2 separate regions of the Homo sapiens genome follow, and region 1 is linked to region 2. Evidence: chromatin loops called from intact Hi-C (ENCODE). Cell type or tissue: heart left ventricle. All regions are shown on one strand.

Region 1 (8,000 bases), 380 kb before region 2:
TTGTATTGACGAAGAACCATTTGCCAATTTTCTGCAAGCCAATTTAAAGAACTGGTTGAAAGAGAAGCATCCTACCTATAGTTCTGTTCCACTGTGGGGTGGACTGTATCAAGAGGCTTGCCAGTCACCTGCATTTGTCAAGTAAGTCCCTTCCCTTCTCTGAGATTCAGTTTCTGCCTCTGTAAATGAGAGGGTCAGACCAGATGGTATCTAAGACCTTTTCTGGCTTCATTTGCTACTTCCTGGTAGAATGGAAAAATTGTAGAATTGGATGAAGGACACAATGCATTAGAAACACAAATGTGGAGAGAATACATAGTTCATCACGGATGGGTTAGTTAGCCAGTTACACACTGTTTCTGTTTTCCCTTGTGAATTTATAATGAAACATTTTTTTTTTCTTTTCAGTGAGCTTCTTGCTAACATCAGAAAGTACTAGCTTTCCTTTTTTGTTGTTTGGTTCTTTTGTTTGTTGGAGACAGGGTCTTGTTCTATCACTCAGGCTAGATGCAGTGGTGTAATTACAGCTCAACTGTAACCTCGAACTCTTGGACTCAAGAGTTCTTCCACCTCAGCCTCTCGAGTAACTAGGACCACAGGCACATGCCATCGCACCTGGCTGATTTTTAAATTTTTTGTAGAGACAGGGTCTCACTGTGTTGCCCAGGCTGGTCTCGAACTTCTAGCCTCACGTGATCCTCCTGCCAAAGTCCTGGGATTACTGTTGTGAGCCACTGTGCCTGTCCTCTAGCTTTCTTAAAGGAGCTGTTATTTAATTTCAGGGCTTGTAGTCTCTAAAACTGTTGGTAAACGTTGAATAAAGGCTGAAGGGTAACAGGGCACTTAAATACGAGATGCCATGTTTTATGGCTCTGTGTGAGAATTAGTAAAATTTGTGTTCTGTTTTACAAGAGGGCCTTGGGAGATGATGGTTTCTAGAAGAGAAGCAATTGAAACAACAGATTGTACATGTAACTTTTATCTCCTTGCAGGGTTTAAGAGCAGGCAGATACATAACTAGGTCTAGTGTATGGTATCATTCATTTATCTGTGTGTCGTGAAAAGATCTTGTATTCAGGAACACTAGGTTAATAATCTACAAAATCTAATACTATTAGAATGGTAGGCTTGATCTTAAAATTTTTATGTTGTTGTTATTGTTGGGTGTGTGTGTGTGTGTGTGTGTGTGTGTTGGCATATGTGTTCTTGAACCCAGTGGCCTTTATTTTGGATGGTTTGTATATCAGCTTGCATCAGGGAAGGCTCTGAGGGCTTGTCCCCAAAGCCAGGCTCTTTCCTCCTCTCCTGCTGGCTCACGTATGTCTCCAGGTTCTTATAAGGCAGAATAGACTAGGTACTGCTATTAGAAGGAACAAAATTATTTACCTTGGGACAGGAAGGAGAAGCCCTAACAGGTGGGCTCTGATGGCAGTGCTGCTTGGCATACAGTCAGTGCTACACAAATGTTAAGCATTCTGCTCACTGGTCCTAGGTCAAAGCCCTTGGGATGCTCATCACTTGTGGGCTCAGGTATCAGGGCAGCTGAGTTAGAAAGCCCAACAATATTGCTATACAGAGGGAGTTAAAAACCAGATGGCATCAAAACCCAAGCTGCACACACATCTTGTTCTTCAGCTGCCAACTCTGCACCTCAATCTGATTTTACCTTATTCTCACCTAGGTCTGGGTAAGTTCATGTAATTGCATGTTCCTGCCATGAATATCCTGGTTTTCAGAAAAAGAGTGAGTGAGATGAGGCCACAGTGTGGCAGTATTTGTTTTGTTTGTTTGTTTTTGTTTTTAATGTTGCTCAGTCATGCCACGAAATGGGTACCTCCTAAACACTAACTTGGATACCCTGCTGGTTTGCTGCCTTTCAGTTTTCTATTCACATAATTATTGTTTGCATTCCCATTCTAATTTTGGCCTCTGGTCTCAGTAAGAAGGAGAATTGAAATACTCAGTGTCACACTCATTACACCCACGACCCTCATTCATTTCACAAACTAACCTCCTGTATTTCTTCTCTTCTTCTGGCTTGGCATAGGGCTTTTGACTTAGATCTGAGCTCAAAGCTAATTTCTATTACTCATGAGCTGTGTGCCTTTAGGCAAGTCACCCAATCACTGTCATTATGTTTTTCATTTGTAAAATGGAGCTAAAAATTCTATCTACCTCTTCAAGTTATTTAGAGAATTATGTGAGTTAATATTTCTAAAGCTCTGGGAACACTGTGTGGTACATATTAGGTATTCAAAAAATATTAGTTACAGTCTTCCTCCTTGCTCCCCAAGAAATAGAGCCAGTAACAACAACCTTTCTTCTAATACCTCATGAACTTCTCCTGGCATTAGCTGTCTGAAGGGGCTGAGGTTTGCCTTTTCTTTTGACGATGGAGATTAGTCATTAGAAACTCTGGATTTCATCCTCACAGGAAACTTGAAGTTGTTGACTTTTGTTCCTTGTTAAAGAGTTGGTACGACTGGGGCGGAAATCTCCAGAGAAAAGGGCGTGTTCCTCTACTAATTACTCTGTAGACGGCAGAGGGTGTGTGAGTAATGAGCTGTATGCTGGGTGTGGGAGTTCAGTGCCCAGCCTTCGGGAAAACATGGGTAGGTTTCATTGGCTCTTATAGCAGTTTGTGGCTCCCTGACTCTATCTACCCTGGAGATGTATTGGAGTCCAATAGTTAGAACCTCAGAGCCGTGGGTAATAGGCCTATTACCTACTTCTTCACAGTAATGATAACAGCTCACATTTATTTTGCCCTTACTTTGTGCCAGGCATTGTCCTAAGTGCCTTATGCGCATGAACTCATTTAATCCTCACAAGAATTCTAAAAGGTAGGGTGCAGAGCAACTAAATAGCTTGCCTACAGTCACACAGCTAGTGGGGTGGAGCTCGGATTAGAAATTAGGCAGTTCAGAGACCATAAACTTAACCAACTGCTTGGTTGAGTCTCTAGTCCTTTGGTTTCCTTTTTTAACTTAACATGTTATAATTTTGTAACTGCTGGTCTTTAGAAATGCAGCTGATCTTTGTGCATCATTTTTGTATCCAGCAACCTTGCTAAATGCTTTTAAGTTAATTATAATTAATACATCTGAGGATTCTTTGGGTTCTCTATCTTGGCAATCGTACATAATCTGCAAATAATGAGAACTTTGTCTCTTCCTTTGTGGCCATTATTTTTTTTAATATCTTTTTCTCAACTTACTGTTTTAGTTGAGACCTCCCGTATAGTGCTTAATACAAGTGACAATGTTGAGCAACTCTTATCTTGTTTTCTGCCTTAAAGGATATGCTTTCAGTGTTTCATCATAAAGTATGATCCTTACTATAATTTTTTTGTTGGTATTATTTATTAGATTATAGAAGTTCCCTCCTATTCTAAGTTTGCTAAGATTTTTTAAAAATCATGAATGGATGTTGCATTTTATCAGAAGCTTTTTCTTCTGTTGAGATGATCATATTGCTTTTGTTCTTTAGTCTTTCAGTGTGGTCAATTATACTGATTGATTTTCTAATATTAAATTGTCTCTGTACTTCCCAGAATCAAGTCACCTTGATCATGATATATTATCTTTTTTATTGTTCCTGGATATGGTTTGCTAGTATTTTACATGGTATTCTTAAACACTGTGAGTGGGCTGGGCGCAGTGGCTCACATGCCTGTAATCCTAGCACTTTGGGAGGCCAAGGCGGGTGGATCACCTGAGGTCAGGAGTTCGAGACCAGCCTGACCAATATGGTGAAACCCCATCTCTACTAAAAATACAAAAATTAGCTGGGCGTGGTGGTGTGTACCTGTAGTCCTAGCTACTCGGGAGGCTGAGACAGGAGAATTGCTTGAATCCGGGAGGTGGAGATTGCAGTGAGCCGAGGTCATGCCACTGCACTCCAGCCTGGGCGACAGAGCAAGACTCCGTCTCAAAAAAAATAAAAATAAAAATAAATAAATAAATAAAATAAAATAAATCTGTGAGTGAATCTGGCTCTAGTTTTCACTTTTCATACTGCCTTTGTCAGGTTTTCTTATTAAGTTTGTGCTAGCTTCATAAAATGGATTGGCCAATGCTGCTTCCTCTTCTTCTAAGCTTTGGAAAAGTTTGCATGAGATCAGAGTGATTTGTTTCTTAAAGGTTTGTTAGAACTTGCCTATAAAACTATCTGGGCTTTGATATTGTCTTTGTGGGAAGATTATGGACTACTGATTCAATTTCTTTAATGGTTATAGGAATTTTCAGACATTGTATTTTTCTTTAGTCAGTGTCTTTAATTTATGTTTTGCTAGGAATTTGACCATTTTGTCTAAATTTTCAAATTTATTGGTTTAAAATTGTTAATAGCGTCTTAACTATAAACACTACAGATATTTAAAAGATTTCTTCCTTTTCTCTCATACTATTATTTGCTACTAAAAAATCAATCTCACTAGTAGTTTGTAAGTTTTATTTATCTTTTATAGGAAATAATTGAGACTTTGTTGATGGAACTGTTACATGTTTGTTTTCTATTTTGTTAATTGCTGCTTATTTTAAAAATCTGTTTTCTCCTTCATATTTTCTTTGGAGTTATGTCTCTTGTTCTTTTCCTAACTTAGGTGGGATGCTTAGCTTATTTATTTTTAGACTTTCTTATTTGACTATATGAATTAAAAGGTTAATAATTTTTGCTACCTACTGTTTAGCTACATTCCACTAATTTTGATATAACATTTTGTTATTGCTCAGTTCCAAGTATTTTGGAATTTCCATTGTGCTTTCTTAACTCATGGGTTGTTTAGAAGGATTAACAGTTTTTTCCTAAATGTTTTAAAAGTCATCTTTTTGTTGCTGATTTCTAACTTAATAACATTGTGATCAGAGAATGTGATCTGTATGTTCTGTTTCTTTGAATTTTGTTGAGATTTGTTTTGTGGCCCAGTATGATACAGTGTCCACTAGATCAACCTTGTTAATTTTGCTGCTCTTCAATCACCTTACCTTATTTTTTCTCTGCTTAATCTATCAGTTACTGGGAGATTTTTTAAAGTTTACCACCACAGAGGTAGATTTGTCTATTTCTTCTTTTAGTACTGTTAACCTTTACTTTATATATTTTTGAGGTTGTGTTATTAGGTATAGTATGTTAATTTTTGCATTTATTGTTACATCTATTGATCAAAATGTTCAATATAGGGGTCCCGTGGCAACTTAGAGTGTGGATAGATCTACATGCTATAAGGGTGGCTTGGTAATGGTGAAAGCATCCCTCTGGGTGGGCTGGGTAAATTGGATTTTCAGCTCCAGGGAAGAAACACCCTTAAAATCAAAATTGCACCTTCTTGAAGAGTTCTTAAATTTGACATTGCCAAACAAAATTAACACCCTCATATCCTCAAGTGCCAGAGGCTTTTGTCGTTATTGAAAACACTCTTAAAAGCTGCATTCCTTCTGGGATGCATGAGGGGTTGGGAAGGAAAGCTTTATTTTTCATGGGCCTTACAGACATTACTTCTGGTTGGTCAGACATGTTTCAGACCCTTGGACTTTCTTCTTCTTACTGCCTAGTATTTTCTATGAGACTTGAGCCAAATCCTGTTACCTCTCTGCCTTTTAGGTTCAATGACTGGTTCCCTTTTCCCCTGACAGAAGTGAGGTGTGGAGAAATTGAAATAATAGTTGCATAGGGATTCTAAATAATTTATTAGTTCCCTCACTTGCTCTGCAGGAAACAAAAATAAAGTCTATAGAAGACAGTGTTCACGAGGATCAAGCAACAGAAATGATGTCAGCTATTCCCCCTTTTATTAGATTTTCGAATGGAATCAGACTATGTGAAGCTGGAAGGCATACAGAGAGACAAATTACATTTGGTCACATATGGGTGGGAATGGAACTTTTCAGTCCAGCTCTTGAGCCTATGTGGTGCTGTGAAATCTTATTTTCATGCTCTGTTAGGGCAGCAGCTCCTGATTCTGATTGCGTTTCCTAAATAAGCACTCTGAGCTAGTCCTCTTTGCTAGCCCTTCCTTGCTACTCAGAGAGTTTCAATGAAGGGGGAGCAGGTGACCCAGTTAGGGTCCCTTGTTTCAGGTGTTCTTTCATTTGAATGTAACAATACTTCTCTGTCTCTTTTTTTAAAAAAAACTTTATTTTTTGATTATAGAAGTAGCATATGATCATAAATTAAGAAATTAGAAATATAGAAATATAGAAAACAAAAGTGAAAGTTTCTGGTAATCTGTCTCCCTGACCTGTTCTCTTCTCTCCCTTTTTCTCTCTCTTTTTCTCTGTCTGTTTTTTTTTTTTTTTTTTTTTTTTTTTTTGAGGCTGGGTCTCACTCTGTCACCCAGGCTGGAGTGCAGTGGCATGATCATGGCTCACTGTAGCCTTGACTTCCCTGGGCTCAGGTGATCCTCCTGCCTTAGCCTCCCGAGTAGCTGAGATTACAGGTACATGCCACCACACCTGGCTAATTTTTGTATTTTTTGTAGAGACAGGGTTTCACTGCGTTGCCGAGGCTAGTTTGAACTCCTGGGCTTAAGCAATCCTTCCATCTCTGCCTCCCAAAGTGATGGGATTATGGGCATGAGCCATCGCATTCGGCCTCTTTTTTTTTTTTTTTAACATTTTTTTTCGTGTTTTTAAATGTGGGTTTTATTATTGTTCAGATGTGAAAAGGCCAACGGATCAAGAGACAGTTGCCATTTAAAAGATAGTACATTCACTGGGTGCAGTGGCTCACACCTGTAATCCCAGCACTTTTGGAGGCCGAGGCGGGCAGATCACAGGATTTTGAGACTAGCCTGACCAAAATGGCGAAACCCCATCTCTACTAAAAATACAAAAATTAGCCAGGTGTGGTGGTGGGCGCCTGTAATCCCAGATACTAGGGAGGCTGAGGCAGTAGAATTGCTTGAACCCAGGGGACGGAGGTTGCAGTGAGCTGAGATCGCGCCACTGCACTCCAGCCTGGGCGACAGAGCAAGACTCTGTCTCAAAAAAAAAAAAAAAGAAAAAGAAAAAAGAAAAGGTAGTACATTCTTTTCAAAAGGAACTATTATGATACATTGTGTCTTATAATTTTTAAAAATTTTAAAATTTTTTATTATACTTTCAGTTCTGGGATACATGTGCAGAACGTGTAGGTTTGTTACATAGGTATACATGTGCCATGGTGGTTTGCTGCACCCATCAACCCTTTGTCTACATTAAGTATTTCTCCTAATGTTATCCCTCCTCTTCCCCTGCAACTGCCGACAGGCCCCGGCATGTGATGTTCCCTTCCCTGTGCCCATATGTTCTCATTGTTTGACTCCCACTTATGAGTGAGAACATGAGGTGTTCGGTTTTCTGTTCCTATGTTAATTTGCTGAGAATGATGGTTTCCAGCTTCATCCATGTCCCTGTAAAGGACATTAACTGATTGTTTTTTATGGCTGCATAGTATTCCATGGTGTATATGTGCCACATTTTCTTTATCCAGTCTATCATTGATGGGCATTTGGGTTTTAACATTTTTTAAAGAGTTGAGGTCTCACTCTATCACTCAGGCTTGAGTGCAGCAGCACGATCAGGGCTCACTGCAGCCTCAAACTCTGGTGCTCAAGCTATCTACCCACTTCAGCTTTCCAAGTAGCTGGGACTACAGATGCACACCACTATGTCCAGCTAATGTTTTATATATTTTTTAAGAGATGGGGGTCTCACTATGTTGCCCAGGCTGGTCTCAAACTCCTGGCCTTAAGTGATCCTCCTGCCTCAACCTCCCAAAGTGCTAGAATTACAGGCATGAGCTGCAGTGCCCTTCCCTAGTCCTCCTTTTTATAATAATTTTAAAAAGGTTTTTTTGCTTATTGTTATTATTTTTAATTAATCCATAATATTTTATATATTTTTGAAGTACAGTGTGAGATTTTGATACACGTATCCATTAACCAATGTCTCCCTAATCCCTCCTTTCCCCCTACCTTTCCCCACCTCTAGTAACTACTACTGTACTCTCTACTTCTATGA
Region 2 (8,000 bases):
CACACAGACAGACAGACAGACACACACACACGCATGCGCGCACACACATGCACATGCCCGGATCCTTCTCCAAACACGTCCATGATACCAGGGCAGCAGAATTGGGGCACATTAGAGACACAGGCTCTGCCCACATTCTGAAGCTCCCTGTCATTCCCAGGTCTTGGTGCTTGGCCAGACTCCCCTTACCCAGACTCATAGCCTCATAGCTATCATTCCAAAACCCCAAAAGCTCTGGAAACTGAGAGCCTTTGTACGTTTATGACAAACTCATTTGGCAGCGCAACTTGAACTGACATGAGGTTATTTATAGTCTTTATTTTTCACACCCTGTGTGAATATTCATGTGTTTTTGCTCCAGAAATATCAATGTACTTGATTACTGGGTACTGCCTCAGACCCCACTGGAGGTGATATATATGTGCTGTATACACCCAATCGCCTTTTAAAAGTCCAAAGCATTCTGAATTCCTTCAATTATACTAAGCCTCCCACTGTCTTATAATGATCTGTTTGGCATGTCTCCCTCATTAGCCTGTGAACTTCTTCTCCAGTGCTCAGCACACAGTCCAGCATGGGGTGGAAGCTCGACTAATGTTTTAGGAATGAAGAACGAACAGTCTTTAGTGATTCCGGAGACTTGTTGTCATGTTCTTTCTTACATCTAAACTAAAGTACGTCATGCTACCATTCGTTTATTCTGTGCCATCAATAGCGAGGAAGAACAGTTGGTCAGGCTCCTTCATTTTTTTTCCTCTTGAGGCTAAATCGTCCTTATAATCCTAATACCTTTAACCTTTTCCCCTAGATCCTCTTTTCCAATCCCTTAATCGTCTTCATTGCTGTCTTCTGAAGTCTTTACAGGTTCTTTCCTTCCGAAATTGTGGCCTAGTGCTTAGGATAGGGCTGCAAAGAGCCCAGCTATTACACATAATAGGCCTCTGGTTTCTATGGTGCTTTTCCGATCAGTTTCATTTGGCTGGGCTAAGAAGCTTTGCCTTTAAAAATACACTCGCAGGACAAACTCCAGGGGCATGAACAACTTTCACCTGAGCATGCTGGTTGGTAATAGGAAGGGAAAATAGCACTGTCTGATCATAAGAAACTGTAATTACGAAAGCTGAAAGCAACAGGTAACACATGCAGTAGGCACCTGTATACAAAAACCACTGTTGATAATTACGGTACCTCAGCCTATTATTTTTACCTTGGGAGAACCGGCCTTGTTTGTGCGCATCATGTGCCTTTTCTCTCATAAGGTTGCTAAAGGCCATTTCTGACCACTTCCCATTAAATTCAGGGAGTGAACCTGACTCTGTCAGGGTTGCTGAAAATCACCGGATTAAGTTAAACTCACTAATTAAGCCTGTTAGACTTCCTGTAACTCACGATTTTTCTTGGCATAAGTAAAAACATTTCACTCAGAGGCAAAATGTGTTATATTAATAACCAGGAAACAAGAAAATACACATAGTAGCATTTTCGGAAGCAAATTCTGTCATCCGCATTCTGTTGAAACGGCCATTGTCATTTCTCCTAATAGCCTAAAGTGTTTACTTTTGGGGTGGAAACTATACATACTGTGATGGAGATTCAGAGATACGCTTTTGTCAGTTAAATTCGAAAAATATATTCAGGTGTGCTTGTTGTGTCCCCCCCCCCCCCAAGCATGAGTCAGAGCCTTTCATGGGGTTTTGTGTAAATGTATTTTCTAAGAGGTGCTGTTGGGATTTTGCATACAGGTCATTCTTTTTAAAAAGGTCACGTTGCAATTTTTCTATCCTTTCTTGTGTTGTTATCCCTCAGGGAAGAAGATGTAGAATGCCAAATTGCAAAGGGAGCTTGTAAAGAGGGGAACATTAAAATTGGATAACCAAGAGCTCCCAGAGAGGGCCTCAATGGCTGAAAGGAGCCCCTTCTGAGCAAATGGGTAGCAGCGTAAAAGCCAAATTAACCTGGGAGGAGAAGGTATGGAACTTTTGGAGAAACACTTTGTTTACCTCACCATCTTACCATATCCAGCTGGCTGTTTCTCCAAGAATGTTAGTGCTCCAGAAGGGAGGGAAACCTGTCCCCACTGCTAATAGAAGAGGCTGAAATTTTCTTTCAGAGTTTCCAGATGTCCTTGGCAAATGCTAGCAATAGTCATTCTCTCTCTTTTAATAATTATAATAAGCTGCTTTTTAAGGGAACATTAACTGTGTGGTAGGCTCTATGCTAAGTGTTTTATATAAGGTATCTCTATTAATCTTCACTATGATCCTTCCAAAAAGGTATTGCTATTACCCTCAATTTCCATAGGAGGAAACGGGCCCAAAGAAGTTAGACAACCTGGGCAAGGTCACCCAGCTAGTAAGTGGAGGAGCCAGAACTTAAACGCAGATCCACCTGACACCAACACCTGGTTCTGAACCATGGTGTGCAAGTCCTTGTAAAGTCAAACAGTCTCTTTAATAAGCTTGACTATATTTTCTCTTTTACCAAATCACAGAACATCTGGTCTGCTTAATTTTATGAGACTGTAATTACAGCAATGAAAAGGATGTTAGCCTACTCTGAAAACCCTAGCTGAAGGGCTTTCTATTGCTTTGTTTAGAGATTTGTTCTTTTCTCTCCACCTCCACCCCCGACTCCCCAAATTGGATAGTAAGTTCTTCAAGGAAGGTTCTGGAAAGTGGTTTTTTTTTTTTCTTCAAGTTCTGTGTTACATGTGCAGAACTTGCAGTTTGGTTACTTAGGTATACAAGTGCCATGGTGGTTTGCTGCACCCATCTACCCGTCACCTACATTAGGTATTTCTCCTAATGCTATCCCTCCCCTAGCCCCCCACGCCCCACAGGCCCCGGTGTGTGATGTTCCCCTCTCTGCTTCCATGTGTTCTCATTGTTCAACTCCCACTTATGAGTGAGGACATGCGGTGTTTGGTTTTCTGATCTTGCGATAGTTTGCTGAGAATGATGGTTTCCAGCTTCATCCATGTCCCTGCAAAGGACGTGAACTCATTCTTTTTTATGGCTGCATAATATTCCATGGTGTATGTGTGCCACATTTTCTTTATCCAGTCTATCATTGATGGACATTTGGGTTGGTTCCAAGTCTTTGCTATTGTGAATAGTGCCGCAATAAACATAGGTGGGCATGTGTCTTTATAGCAGCATGATTTGTAATCCTTTGTGTATATGCCCAGTAATGGGATCGCTGGGTCAAATGGTATTTCTAGTTCTAGATCCTTGAAGAATCTCCAGTGTCTTCCACGATATTTGAACTAATTTACACACCCACCAACAGTGTAAAAGCATTCCTCTTTTTGGTTCTGGAAAGTCTTATGCTCCTCTGCTTTCTATAGTTCTCATAGTGCCTGGCATGTAGTGTGTGCTCCATAAATATTGACTGATTGATGAATGTGTGGATGTTTCATGCAATAGTTTTTGGGTTGTTCAACACCATTTCTTAATGCTAAGCAAACAGGTTAGAACCTTCAAGATGTCTGTTGTCTTAATCTAGTTGCTTGCACTGAGGTAACTTTTTAATATCATCTCTGCACAGGAGCTGAATGCCTTCTTTGGCACCTGGATGATTGATTGTGTTTTCTCCTTTTCCTCGGAAAGCTCTGGTATTGCGCAAACGCTGCTTTAGGTGATTAACAATGCCGCCAACTTCACCAGTCACCTTTGCAGACAATTCTTGAATTTTATAGGAAAGTGGGAACCTGTTTAAGTATAGTTTCTAGTTAATTCTGCTTCCCCATCCTGGTTTGCTCAATGCTACATAAAAGATTTTCTTTGTGGAATGAGACAGAATAGAAAAAATAAAAATACATTCTCAATGGCTGGGTGAAGAGAGTCCTTGAGATTTTACCAGCTTGGTATTTCTCACTGTTGGAACTTCAACCCAGGATGCAGATTCATCCTAGTGAGCCTCACAGGAAACTCTGCCTTGGTCTAGAAGATACAGTGCAAATATATAGGATAGGACAGGTAAGGTCAGCAGAAGCCACTTTTCAGCACATACCATGTGATTGCTAGAATAATACAAATAACAACCATTTACTAGCAGATTACTATGTGGCAGGTACTGTGCTAAGCATTTTCCAGACATTCATTATTGTTGCCATTTTTCCAGGTGAGCAAACTGCAGCTCAGAGAGTCTAAGTGAATTTCTTTGTCTTTAAGCAGTATGAGATAGACCCTGGACTTGAACTCAGGTCCATCTGATTCCAGAGTACATAGTCCTTTTGCTACAGTGCTTTGCAGGGAGCTGTGCTGGCTTCTCAAATGGTTTGGGGCTATCTGTGTGAGGCTGACAAGAAAACTATTTAAAGGCTGGTAGAAGAGGGCCCTAACAGAAGGTCTGACTCTCATTTTCTTTCTATTTGCAGAAGATAATTCTTTCCTGTTTCAATATCAGAAGGGGATCTAGCTGAAGGCAAAAGGCCACAGGGTTCTGGTGAGGCACAAGTTCAAACCTTGCTGTAGTTGGACCTGTTCTACTGACTATCAACGGCCTGGGTCTGTGGGTGATCATAGTGTCAGGGGGCTGGAGATTGGAAGTTCAGAGTGGAAGAGCTGGCATATGCCGCAAAATGCACCCTGTTGGGATGGAGCAGGAAACTCAACTGCAGCTGAGTTTAGTGGGGCACCCAAAGAGAGTGGCAACAACAGGTATCAATTTAGAGAAGCACTTGGCTTTGGTGAAAGCAGAAGTCCTGCCCAGCCTAGCTGAACTGAGCAGGAGCAGGTGAGGCTTAGGAGTCCTGCCAGGTGCTAGTAGCAAGGATGGGACTCTAGTCCTTGGAGGCAAGGGTGAAGGAGTTGGGAGCCTGGGAAGAACCAGACAAAATCCCAGTTCCACAGAAACTGAATGACTAGACTGGTGGCTCTCAACTGAGACAATACTGCCCCCTAGGGGACTTTTGGAAAATGCAAGAGGGTATTCAGAGGACTGGAAATGGGGATGCTAGATGTTCTCCAACGCCCACGACAGACTTGCAAAATGAAAAATAGTCTAGCATCCCGAATAATTTTTGAATGTTCTGCTGGACTTCCATGGAGCTGAAAACTGCTTTTCTAATTATCTAAACTTTTACTATAAATGTTTTATACCTAAGCATAAAGGGTTTTGCTTCCCCTGCCCCGACCCCACAGTTTTAATCAACTATTCTGTAAAGATATGGAAGATTACATGGTTACAGAGGATCACACAGACTCATTCACCATTTCAGGAAATCATGTCAACAATTGTGATGTTGCTTTTGGAATTAATCAATATAACATATCAGTTTGTGTCCATAACTGTTGCATTCATGGGGATTCTATATAAAGGCACAAGCTTCTGACTACTTCATTTAATCATTCAATGTAGTCCTGTGTGAGCATTTACAGAGTTAAATACATAGTGTTTTATTATGTATTGCTTTATTTTCTCTTTATGTGGCAGGACATATAGCTATCTTTTTGAACTTATGCGTGTAGGTAGGTTATAGTACCTAGAAATTTAATTTCAGGATAGTAAAGGGGTGAAGCAAAAGCAGATTTATTATAAAAGAGAGGATGTTAAGTCTGATAAGGTTGAACACCACTGTGCTAGCCTGATGGCTTCGTGAGGGCCAGGACCATGTGTTTTGCTTCCGTTTGGCCTAATTAACTGAGGTGCTTATAAATAATGAATAATGAATGTGGATGCAAGCACACAGCTGGAGTCAGGCATGTAGGTCAGCATAGTCGGGGTATATAAAACTGGCAGGAGATGGGGACTTTTTTTTTTGAGACGGGGACTTTTGATCACCAAAAGAAGGCAGGATCCCAGTTATCAGAAGAGAAACCATAGTTCAGAGTTTGCCTCAAAGCTAGAGCGTCCTAATGTCAAGGCCCAGGGCTTCCTACAGTCCTCTTATCTTGAGACATGCTGGAGCCAAGGGACTGACGTCAGATGGTCCCAGTGGTGAAGAGAGTTGTGTTTACATTCTCACTTGCTGGTATCAATCGTAGGGGCCCAAAGACCTCACTACCTAAAAAGAGGGCTGTTTTCCAGCTTAGCTGTACCTCTTTGCATTGTTTTGTCTGGCCAAGACAGAGAGGATACCAGGGAAAATGAGGCTCGAGTATTGTACGTATAATCTGTCAATGCCCTCCATGCCCCCATTAGGATCTCAGGCTGTCTTGGCCTTCAGGCAGATCCAGCTCCCCCATTTTTCTGTTGTTGCTGCTGCTGTTTTTTTTTTTTCACTCCCCTGATCCCATCAATAATACGTGTACTCCTTCCTTCTGGGTCCTGTCCTCAAAGGTAACTGCTAAATATCTGACAAAGGAATGGCTAAAGCCTTCAGGGCTCCTGATAAGAGAATGGGCTCCCACTTAGCAAGAAGGGCAGGGGGCAGCACCTCACTTAGAGATATGGTACATAAGTACAGAGGGAGGTATTGAACCACCTGTTGTCAGGAGCAGAAGGGACCCTGAGGTCATCTGGTTCACTAGATCCCAAACCTGGCTGTACAATGGAATTACCAGGAATGCTGTTGAAATACAGATGCAGTGTGGCTCCTAATCCTCAGAGTCTGATTCAGTAAGTCCGAGATGAGGACTTGAATTATCTGCATATTATTAACAGTATCACTGGTGATTTTGATGAGGAACCCAGTTAGGGAAACCACTCAGACTGACTTTCTCGTTTTATGGGTAGCCAGCTGAGTCACCGACAGGGATGATGACTCGCCTCGGGTCACAGAGCAAGTCATGGCAGAGTTGGAAATGGAACTCAGGGTTTTTCCTCCCCTGTATTGGTGGTGGGACGATCTGACATTATTAGTGTGGGAAGAAGGACCTTAAATTTCACTGTACAAGCTGCTGCTCACTCTGCCTAGAGGTAGAGGACAGAGGGCATCTTAAAGGTTGTTTTTCGTTATAATAAGCAGTACATTTACTTCAGAGTTTGGAAGTGAATCAACAAAATACCCATCAAGATTAGTAGGACAAGAGGAACTCGCCAATATCTTTGACGATGTCTATCCATAGAAAGCCAAGTGAAATAATGGAGGTAATTATCCACCTATTTTCTTTGAACACTTTGACCGAAAATCTCCTGGTAACTGAGGGAAAATAGGAGCTTTTAAAAATTGTTGTCTCAAGTAGCCTGAATGACTTCAACTCCCACTTTACTTTTCTTTTTCTGTGGAGATGCTCTCCCAGATGCTTGTCTCCTGGGGGTAGCAGCTTTCCACAGACAAAATGTCCACAGCTTTGGGAAGCATGGAGGGAGAAGGGAAACATTAAGTGAAATGGGATGTCAGGTCAAGCTGCGTTGGTGGTGATGTAGTCACCTGTCGTTTCAAGATAACCTTTTGGATCCTAGATATGTCGTAGCTGGGGCCTTGGGACAAGTCCCAGCAGCCTCCAAGCCACAAGCTTATCATTTTGGCGCAATTCAAGGCAGCCTCCTTGAAAAGCTCCACGATGGCAGCTGCTCCATCAGCAACTGGATGAAAACAATGCCAAATCTCTTTATTTAAAATTAGGCACTTCCTATTTTGGTTCCTAAATGGCAAATCTATCTGCTCTCTGCCTCCAGTCTTCTGTGTCCAAAGCTGCCTTAATGTGAGGTATTTCAGCAGCGATCAGCAAGTGTCTTCCTATTTATAAGCAGCAGAGCTGCCATGGGTCACTGCACTTGTATCTCTGAGCAAGAGAAGTCAGGGGGCCTATTGGAAAGGAAAAATACTGTGGCCTCCGACAGTGAACCTTGGCGTGGGTCAGGGAAGACTGTTCAAGTGCACCAGAGAATGGAGCTGTGATGAGTTCAGTTTTGTATCACTGGCATGGAAGTCAGTAGCCTCAAGATCTGGGAAGAGTTTGGTCACCACTAATTTGCTACATGACCCTGGGCAAGAGTCGTCCCTTCTCTGGGCTTCAGCCTCACCATTTCTGGGGAAAAGGATGCACCATTTAATACATGGTGCCATTTACTGTGACAACCGGCCTGCCACCAAAATATAAAGCTGAATCTTT

What was found. Peaks named below come from ENCODE experiments on the same cell type or tissue, not always from the same donor. Only the 100,000 strongest peaks of a DNase experiment are listed, where the experiment ranks them.
Region 1: a loop joins it to region 2, with 7 times the contacts of the local background. A loop is called at or near these places in 2 of 110 quality-filtered maps.

The regions. Positions count from the first base shown.
Region 1 is chrX:110,023,828-110,031,827 of GRCh38, forward strand. The region is part of intron 2 of TMEM164 (transmembrane protein 164); the gene reads left to right. Among named protein-coding and RNA genes, the nearest start is that of TMEM164, 25 kb to the left of the region's middle. In heart left ventricle, no CTCF peak of the experiment used is centred here; no DNase peak of the experiment used is centred here; H3K4me3 peaks cover 465 bases; H3K27ac peaks cover 1,326 bases.
Region 2 is chrX:110,403,437-110,411,436 of GRCh38, forward strand. The region is part of intron 1 of RTL9 (retrotransposon Gag like 9); the gene reads left to right. It also overlaps a transcript of AMMECR1 not described here. Among named protein-coding and RNA genes, the nearest start is that of RTL9, 49 kb to the left of the region's middle. RefSeq lists an enhancer at 4,592-4,641. In heart left ventricle, a CTCF peak has its summit at 4,908 (motif pointing left); no DNase peak of the experiment used is centred here.